Linked DNA regions of Homo sapiens: all the other regions are linked to region 2. The links are chromatin contacts, found by Hi-C or POLR2A ChIA-PET in ENCODE. All regions are on one chromosome and are shown on one strand. The core of a region is the stretch at or near the end of the contact, and the rest is flanking DNA. Distances in the headings are between cores, read along the strand shown.

The links. Hi-C counts contacts between places; a loop is a spot of excess contacts on that map. ChIA-PET counts read pairs that join two places held with the same protein, here RNA polymerase II (POLR2A). Pooled maps may share reads with other maps.
Region 1: a loop to region 2 is called in a pooled map, with 4 times the contacts of the local background. The contact joins two enhancer-like sites. A Hi-C loop is called at or near these places in 6 of 50 pooled maps. POLR2A ChIA-PET finds 5 or more read pairs at or near these places in 3 of 52 experiments (PC-9, activated CD4-positive, alpha-beta memory T cell and activated naive CD4-positive, alpha-beta T cell).
Region 3: a pooled map shows a loop between it and region 2 (2.1-fold over the local background). The contact joins two enhancer-like sites. A Hi-C loop is called at or near these places in 3 of 50 pooled maps. POLR2A ChIA-PET finds 5 or more read pairs at or near these places in 3 of 52 experiments (SK-N-SH, activated CD4-positive, alpha-beta T cell and activated T-cell).

The regions. Positions count from the first base shown.
Region 1 is chr13:51,792,052-51,795,351 of GRCh38, reverse strand. The region is part of intron 2 of DHRS12 (dehydrogenase/reductase 12); the gene reads left to right. Among named protein-coding and RNA genes, the nearest start is that of DHRS12, 10 kb to the left of the region's middle. RefSeq lists an enhancer at 1,205-1,564. Within about 2 kb of position 1,356, at least 9 of the 41 ENCODE cell types and tissues checked have a DNase peak (open chromatin) inside an H3K27ac peak, as active enhancers do; they include PC-9, where a contact is called at or near this core.
Region 2 is chr13:51,680,015-51,683,180 of GRCh38, reverse strand. All of the region lies in intron 3 of WDFY2 (WD repeat and FYVE domain containing 2), which reads right to left. Among named protein-coding and RNA genes, the nearest start is that of WDFY2, 97 kb to the right of the region's middle. Within about 2 kb of position 1,665, at least 3 of the 41 ENCODE cell types and tissues checked have a DNase peak (open chromatin) inside an H3K27ac peak, as active enhancers do; they include PC-9, where a contact is called at or near this core.
Region 3 is chr13:51,762,576-51,766,002 of GRCh38, reverse strand. It overlaps WDFY2 (WD repeat and FYVE domain containing 2), which reads right to left. Exons shown (of 12, transcript NM_052950.4): 12 at 1-3,427. It also overlaps a transcript of DHRS12 not described here. Among named protein-coding and RNA genes, the nearest start is that of DHRS12, 40 kb to the left of the region's middle. RefSeq lists an enhancer at 1,163-1,482. Within about 2 kb of position 1,407, at least 29 of the 41 ENCODE cell types and tissues checked have a DNase peak (open chromatin) inside an H3K27ac peak, as active enhancers do.

The DNA of each region.
Region 1 (3,300 bases), core at 107-2,606, 110 kb before region 2:
TCAAGTGTGTTCTGTTTAATCAGTGCTTAGGCCCTGCTCAGTGGGAGGTGGAAGCCTGCAAGCCCCCAGTAGCAGAAAAGATGTGTGGTAGAGCTGTGAGGGCAGTGGAGCAGCTGGTCCTGCGTGCATGGTTGGGTGAACATCAAAGAAAGAAGGTCCCTTGGGCAGGAGGGTCTGGGTGAGGTGTGCGGCAGGCCAGCTGAGCCAGGGAGCACAGGCACCAGGTAAGGCTCAAGGTCACGTGGGGATCTCAGCTGCTTGTACACGCTGGCTTGGTAAGATCAGGTGTTTGGCCATATAGAGAGGTGAATATCATGCTGAGGTGATCTTTCAGAGAGGTTATGTGTGGCTTAAGCTTGGGGAAAGGAGTACTGGTTACTGTAGAGCAGACTGCTGGCTCACCAGTCCACTGGACACGATGCTCCCAAAGGGCCTAGGGGAGAAACAGGGTGTACCTTTTTCCCCAGGCTTCTGGTTGCAGTTCAGCCCCACCTTAGTACCTGGCTCCAGACTTTCGTCTAGCAGTTATCTCCATGGGTAACATTAAAAAAAAAAAAAACTTCTATTTTATGTATTATTTTTTGAGATAGGCTCTCGGGATTTTTGAGATAGGCTATTTTTGAGATAGGCTTTCACAGTTGGGATTTGTCTGATGTCTTTCTGATGATTACACTGGAGTTATGGGTTTTAGAGGGAAAGATCACAGAGGGACAGGTGCCTGGGCAACATTTTTCAGTCCTGCAGGCCTCCTGATGTGGCTGGAAGGTTCTGTGAAAGCACTTATGTCTTATGGGTGATTGACTCCACCAACATCACACACCATGATAAAAAACGGGTTTCGACTCTCCAGCTCTTCCAGGCCAATGTGGATTTCTAGCTTCTTGAGAATGGTTGATTTAGCTTCCCAAGACCTCAGTGGTTTTATGAAATACCGCCTCATTTCTCCAGAATGATTTCTACTTAACAAAACACCTCCATGCACTGTTTACCGTGCTCATTGTGGGAACTGCTCTGATGGGGGGATCAGTCCCCATGATGTCACCTCATGACTCCTGGGTCACACAGCCGCTATAGATGGTGGCTTGTCTGCAGAAAGGGTCCCAGTTGAGTTTTGTTTTGTTCAATTTCAGTAACCATGCTTGTATCACAGTGGGGCCCAGTGGCTCCTAAGGTGAGCCTTCTCATTGTGTGGCTCCGCAGATTGGGACTTTTACACACATGCACCTGTTTCCAGTTCCTTCTCCTGGCCACAGCAGACTGCCAGCCTCTCCTTCTGGGTGCTTTGTGGCCTCCTGTTTTGCCTCAGAGGGACACAGATGATTTCCTTCCTCTTTTCTTGGTGCTTCATGTCACCAGCTCCGTGGCTGATTTGTCTAGGACAGTGATTCTCTCTTCCCTGCTATTGCCTCCTTTTCACTCTGAGACATCTCAGGCGCTTCCAGGAAGCTCAGATAACTTGTGGAACGTTTAAAGCAGAATTGCTTTTAGTTCACTTGAGTTTTGTTGCTGTTTTAACCTGGATTTTGTATACATGTTACACAGCGCTTTCTGGTAGGAGGGAGTTTTAGGGTGGTGGCAGACAAGGCCTCAAAATGGAAGGATTAGGTGTCTAGACTCAGTTTGCAGTCATTGGTACAGGCTCCTGGCTGACTCAGATATGACTCAGCAGCCTTGTTCGCTCTGGCTGGGTGAGGGCCTTCACAGACATTTTAAAAGAGAATAGCTCTGTACAGACAACATTTTTCCTATCCTTTGAAGGCAGAGGAATATTCAGTTGGGCCAGGCTTAAGCTGAATATGGTGTTCAACCTGACTAGACTTTCTGAGTCATGAAAATGTGGAGTTGCTTTGTCTCATTTGTCTCAGGTGAGAAAACAATATGTTTTAAGATGAGTAGAAATAAATTCGACTACAGCTTTGAGTTTTATAGCTTGATTAATGGGGAAACTCAGGCAGGGCACGGAACTTCTCTGCTTTGTCAAAGGAGTTGTGGCTCTTGCTCAGATCCTCGTCTGTAGGTTCAATACTTAGGTGCCCTCTGCCTTGGGTTAGTGATAAGTCACGTATGTCCACTGATGCTCAGAGAGGATGCCGTTGCATTCATTGGATGCTAAGAATGCAAGTTTGGACTTAGGTACTGGGTACAGAGAAAAAGGTTTAAACAGCCAAGATCCATTAGTCGACTACCATGCCTATGACTGTGTGTAATACCATAAGGAGAAACGGCACATTAGACAGGGTCCCTTACTCATGGAGTTCTAAGCCTGCTGGGGAGGTGGCTGTGTCCAGTGATAACCATGATACAAGGCAGAGATTGAAAAGTGTCATGAGCAAGGACTAAGGGTCACAGCAGAAGTTGTCATCTTATTTATGATGTGCCTGAGATACTGTCTGAAGAGCAAACTTTTGACCAAAAAAAAAAAAAGATCAGCAGCAGGAAACCCTGACATATCCATGCAAAGGTAAATTATGTAGTCATTAAAACGAATAGGGTGGATTCATATGTAACAAAATCATCTCCAAGACCTCTTGTAAGTCCTACAACTCAATAGCAAAACAAACAAACAACGACGTAACTTATAACCGGATTTGAAAATGGTCTAAAGACTTGAATAGACATTTCTCCAAAGAAGATACACAAATGGCCAACACAAGCTGGGCACGGTGGCTCATGCCCGTAATCCCAGAACTTTGGGAGGCCAAGGCAGACAGATCACTTGAGGTCAGGAGTTCAAGACCAGCCTGGCCAACATGATGAAACACCGTCTCTCCTAAAAATATAAAAATTAGCTGAGCATGGTGGCATGCACCTCTAGTCCCAGCTACTTGGGAGGCTGAGGCAGGAGAATCACTTGAACCTGGGAGGCGGAGGTTGCAGTGAGCCAAAATCATGCCACTGCACTCTAGCCTGGGCGACAGAGTGCAGTGGCACTCTTTTTCTCAAGAAAAAACAAACAAAAAACAAATGGCCAACACATATATGAAAAAATACTTTCAATGTCAGTAGTCGTCAGGGAAATGCAAATCAAAACTAGAGTGAAATATCACCTCACACCTCTCAGGATGCTATTGCTAAAAAAACAAAAAACAAAAAATGTTTGTTAGGTTATGGAGAAATTGGAACCCTTGCACACCATTTGTGGAAATGCAAAATGGTGCAGCCTCTATGGAAAACAGTATGGAGGTTCCTCAAAAAATTCAAAATAGAGCTACCATCTGACCCAGCAATTGCACTTCTGGGTACTTATCCAAGGGAATTGAAATCAGGATCCTGAAGAGCCATTAGCACCTTCACGTCCAT
Region 2 (3,166 bases), core at 416-2,915:
CAATCCACGAAAATAAGGGAGTCACTTGTGATGACAAATTTGCTACATCTTCTCCAGTCATCCATTCAGAGCATCTTCAGTACTCTGTACACCTCTCCAAGCCCAACCCCTTTTCTTGAGGACGATGAAGATTAAAATGGCAACAACTTGGATAAGAAACTCCTTTGCAGAAAAAAGAGTGTCCATGTCAGAAGACAGCCCATGTTTTGCAAATCACTGGTAAATTCCTGTGATGCAACAGCAAAGACTAAAGATGGGACCAGAAATAAGTTGAATAGTCCTAAGGAATATGCCATGACTAAGACATTTCCTCCCCTTGGAACTGGCCCACTAAATGCTCATGACATAGACTTTAACCAAGGCTTCCTGGTTACTGCAAATGGAGGATGCTGCTACTGATGATGATGATAATGACACTGACAGGAGTTAATATTTATGGAGCATTTGATACATACAGGGACTGTTCTAAGAGCTTTCCATGTATATATCAGATAGTCCTAATAACAACCCTATAAAATTGGTACAACTATTACTCCCATTTTACAGATAAGGAAACTGAGACACAGAGAGTAAAGCAACTTGCCCAATGTGACACAACTTGAGGGGGGTAGAGGCAGTCTGATACCAGGGCTTGTGCTCCGAACCTCTTTGTAATATCAACTCAATAAACTATATTCATTCATTTACTCGCTCATTAATTCAGTCTATAAATATTTACAGAGCACTTAAAATTCATGGACATTGTACTGGGTGCCAGACTGTAACAGAGTCAAGTACACACAGTCCCTGCTTTGCAGAGTTTATGCTGAATATATGCCATTAATAAAATAATTACATCAGTTATTATTCCAGGGGAGATAGATTATTTAGATATAAGGTTCCTAGGACAAAGGGAAAGTAACTTGGAACATAATACTCTCATCAGTTCCCAGCCACTGCCTTTCTGAAGTGTACATGTGCTGTGTTGATGTGGCCAAGGTAACTCCTGTAGATAGTGCATAAATGACTTCAATCCACCACTCACTCTACTGAATCTCTTCAGTACCTAATTCAAAACACAGAGCAATCTGGGTGCTCCTACGGGTATTCACACTACAGAACTGGTCTAAAAGTCGATTCAAGAGGGCCTTTGAAAATTCACAACTGCAATGGAAGTGCAACAAATTAATCTCAGGTCAAAAAATGCTCTTGGTATCTGCATTCACGACTGCTTGACCAAGTTTTTAGATAACATGTAGGTACTGAGCAAAAGATGACAGGGCTACACGCGCAATGACATAACTGAGGGAGAAGGTTAGTTTTTGAGAGGTCTTTGATTCACACAAATACCAAGGGCACAATACAGCAAGAGTTTTCTTTGATAAAAGAACCTTCAGCAAATGATATTAAATGAATAAATAGTAAGCAACTGGAATGTCAGCACTCTAAGACTATTTTCCTGCTAAGCATAGCTCCACACCTATAGTATTAAAATATGCATATATTTTCATATATTACATATGTAATATATATGTTTAAATTCATTGTAACTTAGCACAAGCTCAGAAGAAAATGTCTACTTAACGCTGTATAAAATGAACTCTTCACATTAGGCAGTCCAGTGACTCAGAATGATAAAATGACTCAGAAATGCTGGTCTTCTATGGTAGAAACCATGGTATAATGACAGAATCATAAGCTAGTGTAAATAATGGCAGGGTTATGTAACAGTTTAAAAGGAGGAGGCCCCATAGATTCCACGCACACATTTCTCTGAACACAGAGCTTCCTGAAATTTTCTTCAAATTCACCTTCTATGCCCACATGATAAGGATATTATTCATAAATGGTATCACACTAGAAGTCCTGGAAAACAGAAAATTTCAGAAGCAACATCAATTCTCCTGTAAGTACAAAACTTGGAATGCATCATGATGACTGATGAGTGAGAGTCTACTATTACACTGCTGTTTTGAAGCTGATTAAGGTGAAAATTTTCAAGACTGTCTCTCCAGCAGAGTGAACTAACTGTACAGTCAACTTGCTTGGGTACAGCTGAAGTGCTTTATTCAGAGGCCATTTGTCGTCACCGTAGAACATGACCTTACCATTTGGGTTCAGTTCCCCATAGGCTCGTTATAATCCACGGTAATAAACAACTCATCCAAAACACCTTGTTAGATTAAATGCTGAAATTCCTGCCCCCAACCCAACACATATTTTTTAACAGTGGCTGGATGCACAGAATAACACAAGCTCCTTCCTAATTCACTAGTGAATACCCTAGGGCAATTCCTTGCAGCTGGGCTGTCCTACTTGTATGAAGAAATTGGCCTGGTATAATACAAAGAAAATTTGTCTAGGGCTCAGGGAAGTCCTAGCTCTGCCACCATTATCCTGACATGGGGCCTATTCAAGATATCACTTAGTCTAGAGGAGAGTGGCATTAGCTGCAGAAGAAGATCCTTTCAATTATATTTTCTTATCTCCCACAAGAGGATTTTGAATCATCTTCTTTTAATATCCTTGGATACTTCTTCCTGAAGACATCATGTCTCACATTGAGAAAACTGTTTCCAAATCAACTGCTCTAACACTGTTAGGGAAACACAGTAGATACAATATTACCAGATGTACTGAGTTAAACAGTATTCTCTCAAAATTCATGTCCACCCAGAACCTCAGAACACATCCTTATTTGGGAAATAGGGTCTTTGCAGATGTAACTAAGACAGGATCATACTGGATTAGGGGGAGACATAAATCCAATGACTGGTGTCTTTATAAGAAGGTCACGTGGAGCCGGGCACAGTGGCTCACACCTGTAATCCCAGCTACTTGGGAGGCTGAGGTGGGAGGATCCCGTGAGCCTAGGAATTAAAGACCAGTCCAGGCAACATAGTGAGACCCCATCTACGAAAAAAGCCAAAACATTAGCCAGGTATGGTGGTGCACATCTGTAGTCCCAGCTACTTGGAAGTGAGAGGCAGGCGGATCACTTGAGCCCAGGTCTTTGAGGCTGTAGTGAGCTATGATCACGCTGCTGCACTCCAGCCTGGGCAACAAAGCAAAACCCTGTTTCTAAAACAAACAAATAAACATCCGTGAAATGAGCCAAGCATGGTGGTGCACACTTACAGTCCTATCTACTCCAGAGGCTGAGGTGGGAAGATTACTTGAGTCCAGG
Region 3 (3,427 bases), core at 158-2,657, 83 kb before region 2:
CTTCTCATGCATCCCCGAGAACCAAGGGAAAAAAGAATCATAAGTAACAAGGTCAGATTCTCAATCTAACTTTTCAGCCAACCTGCAATTCTTGACACTTCCAAGAAAGTCAGATACTCTTCTTGACTTGTAAAGGTAAACATTTTGAGGTATCTATTTTTAATGAGATGGTACCATGATTAATTTCCACCCTTACCATCTTTAAAAAGAATTTTTTTTGCCCTACAAACTCATGAAAAGAAACTTCACCATCTTTTCTCAAAACCAAACCTAGCAGGCTCTAGATGGAAAAAGTCCAGAAAGCAACTCACTTGATATGATGGAAGACAACAAAGGCATGTGGTGATAGGCTCTCCGTTATCCAAGGGAAGCCAGCAATATGCGGGCAGGTCACTGGTGATGGGCTAGGCATGTCCAATAATAAACGAGACTCAGGGAATCAGAGAATCACAGGATTGGAAGGGACTTTAAGAATGATGATCAAATTCATCCCTCAAGCCTTTAATCTCCCTTTCAACATCTCTGGCAAAGGCTCTACACTGTGTGTTAAAAAAATTCCCTGGTATGGGACATGCAAGGAAGACATCCCATTCCAATTTAGGACCGATCTAATTTTTAGACACTGCTTTCATGTGTTAAACCTAAGTAGGCTTCTTGGTGGAAAGGAGATAATGCTTAAAGGCAAAAATACAAACCACAACCCTGGAGGGTTGACGTGGTTCTTGGTTAAGAAACTGAGCTGAAGTTTAAACAGGAATGCAGATGTTTCTGGACTAAGTTTTGGACATAGATCTTTGGGTCCTACAAGGAAAAGGCAAATGATGTGATAGCAAAGACAGGCGCTGCCATGCCCCTGCACGGTGTTCCTGCCTCCACAGGGCCAGGTCTCCCAGACAGACCTGTACCTGAATTGACGAAACTCTCTGCCTTCCTGTTGCAAGTGCCCCTGTAAGGAGGACCTCCCACATTGTACTGGAATCATCTGTGACTTGCAAGAGCAGGAAGTGGAGGGCAGCAGCTGCCTGTGTCTGCACCCAAACACTCGGCACCGCCTGTCCGTGCAACGCCACACTTGACTAGAACAATCCTCTCCTGCCACAGGGCCAGGGCTTTCCTTTTCCACAGTGGAGCAGCTGAGCCCAACACACCTTTGGCGTTAGTCTGGGAGTCCTTCCTGGTTGCGGGCCGTGCACTGATAGTCTCCACCTCCTCCTCTCAGACTCCAGTGAGAGGCTGTGCACCCAAAGATCCAGAATTAGTTACCCTGAGTCACCTTCAGTTAACAGTTCTAGGGATTTCCAAAGAAAAAGAAACTGATACTATTATAATATAAACTAATAGTAGCATTGGCTGCAGGAGGAGCCTCTGGGGAAACCCCTCGTGGTGAGCTGTGTGCTGCTTTCCTCTGAGGCCAGGGAGCAGCAGCATCTGATAGTGACGAGCTCAATTCTGGGATGGCAGCTGAGCCACTTGGCTGTTCTCCGGCAGCTCCAGCCCACTTGTGATCCCTGGACACACCACACTGACTCCAGCTCTCAGGCCTTTGTTTGTTTATGCTGTTTCTGAAGCCTGGAAAGTCATTTCCATTTTTCCCCCTTATGACTCACTCCTCATCCTTTAACACTGAGCTCAAAGTCCCTTTCCTCTGTGAAGCCCCTCCTGCCACACCTGCTGGGTTAGTGGCACCCTGGCATGCCTCTATCATAACCACATTGCACTGAAAAGACCCATTTACTCACTGTGTGACCTCTGCCCAGCCTGAGAATGGGCCTCAGACACCTTGCACTGCCAGTGCCTAAAGCCTGGTGGCTGGTGAGCGCTCAACACGGTTGACATGAACATTCAAATCTCAGGGATCATCTAGATAACTCAGTGTTCAACATGATCTTAATTTCTGTGTTTTCCAATCAAGTTAATAAATATCTGTCTTCGTACCAGGAAAAATTCAATATTATTTTAAAGGAGAAAAAATAAGAATGTATTGGTAAAATGCTTTCTCTCACTTCGAAATATCTTAGTGAACAAGAACACTGACATAGAATTAAAATTCTATGAACAGCCATAACCAAAGGAATCTCATTTAGTGAATATTTATGTCCAGTAACTGCAACCCACACTTAGAGCTATCCTTTTGCTTAAAAACAAAAATTTGGGCCTTAAGAAGTGATTAATATCAGGCAAAAATAAATTATACTTTTGTTTATTTATTCAGGGCCTTGCTCTGCTGCCCAGGCTGGACTGCAGTAGTGCAATCATAGCTCACTGCATCCTTGAATTCCTGGGCTCGAGTGATCCTCCCGCCTCAGCTTCCTGAGTAGCTGGGAATACAGGTGTGTGCCACCACACCCAACTAAGTTTTGAATTTTTGGTAGTGACAGGATCTTGCTGTGTGGCCCAGGCTGGTCTTGAACTCCTGGGCTCAGCAATCCTCCCACCTTGTCCTCCCAAAGTGTTCAGATTATAGGTGTGAGCCATGGCACCTGGCCTTTACTTTTATAAAATGAATCTCAGAAAATGAAAATGTGATATTCCATAAGGGCAGTGCTGTAAGCCTGGGAATCGCAGCCAAACGGGGCAGGGTGAATTTTAAGTGCCACTGGATTTCCATTTCAGTTTTGCCTCTGGGGTGGTCTGAGGGGAATGTATAGGAAGGAATTTATGTGGATGAAGGCAATAATTACCTCCCCCACCACAGGGCCGGAGCCAAAAAAACTGTCATATATGCTTTCGATAAGAGGAACAAAGCTGGTTCCAGAGAGCGCCCTGTCTCAAGGTGCTGAAAGTCTCTCCTCCCACTCATGCCATTACTAAGTAATGTTCAAAAACAGCTATTCCTTGAACATTCTTTTAGATTCTCTTGTTTACATCTCAGCCATATCTAACTGCCCTGTATAACTAATGTGTTTTCTGCTTGAAACACTCTAGATCTCTGAAGATCCCTTCCAGTTTTGTGACTTTATGATTTCTGGAAATAATTAAAACCAAATGAGAAACACGTTATGGTGGATTGACCCCATACAAAATGACATAAGATTCCAAATGCTTAATCTCAAACCATTTTGCTATTGTGAAGATACACTCAGGCAGTAATGTCAAGTAATGTCATTCGTTTGGAGGAACCAAGAACATGTGGTTGGTTTTGCCCCATCAGGTAGAGAACAACTCTGCGTATGATATGTGTAGATCTGCCACTTTCTCAGCGCAGGCATGTTAGGCATTATTTGTAAAAGCTGCTATATGTTTAAGTAATAGAGCAAAAATATATGTAAAGTGCAAATCCAACAGGGTAAAACAAGAATTATGAGAGTTCACCTAGACAGAACAAGAGCCAAGTGCTGGCGCCAGCTTTTACTCCTAAGGAATGGAGCCTCCATTTCCATAAAATGCTTGGAAGACACCCAACACCAGCACATATTTCTCTACAAAT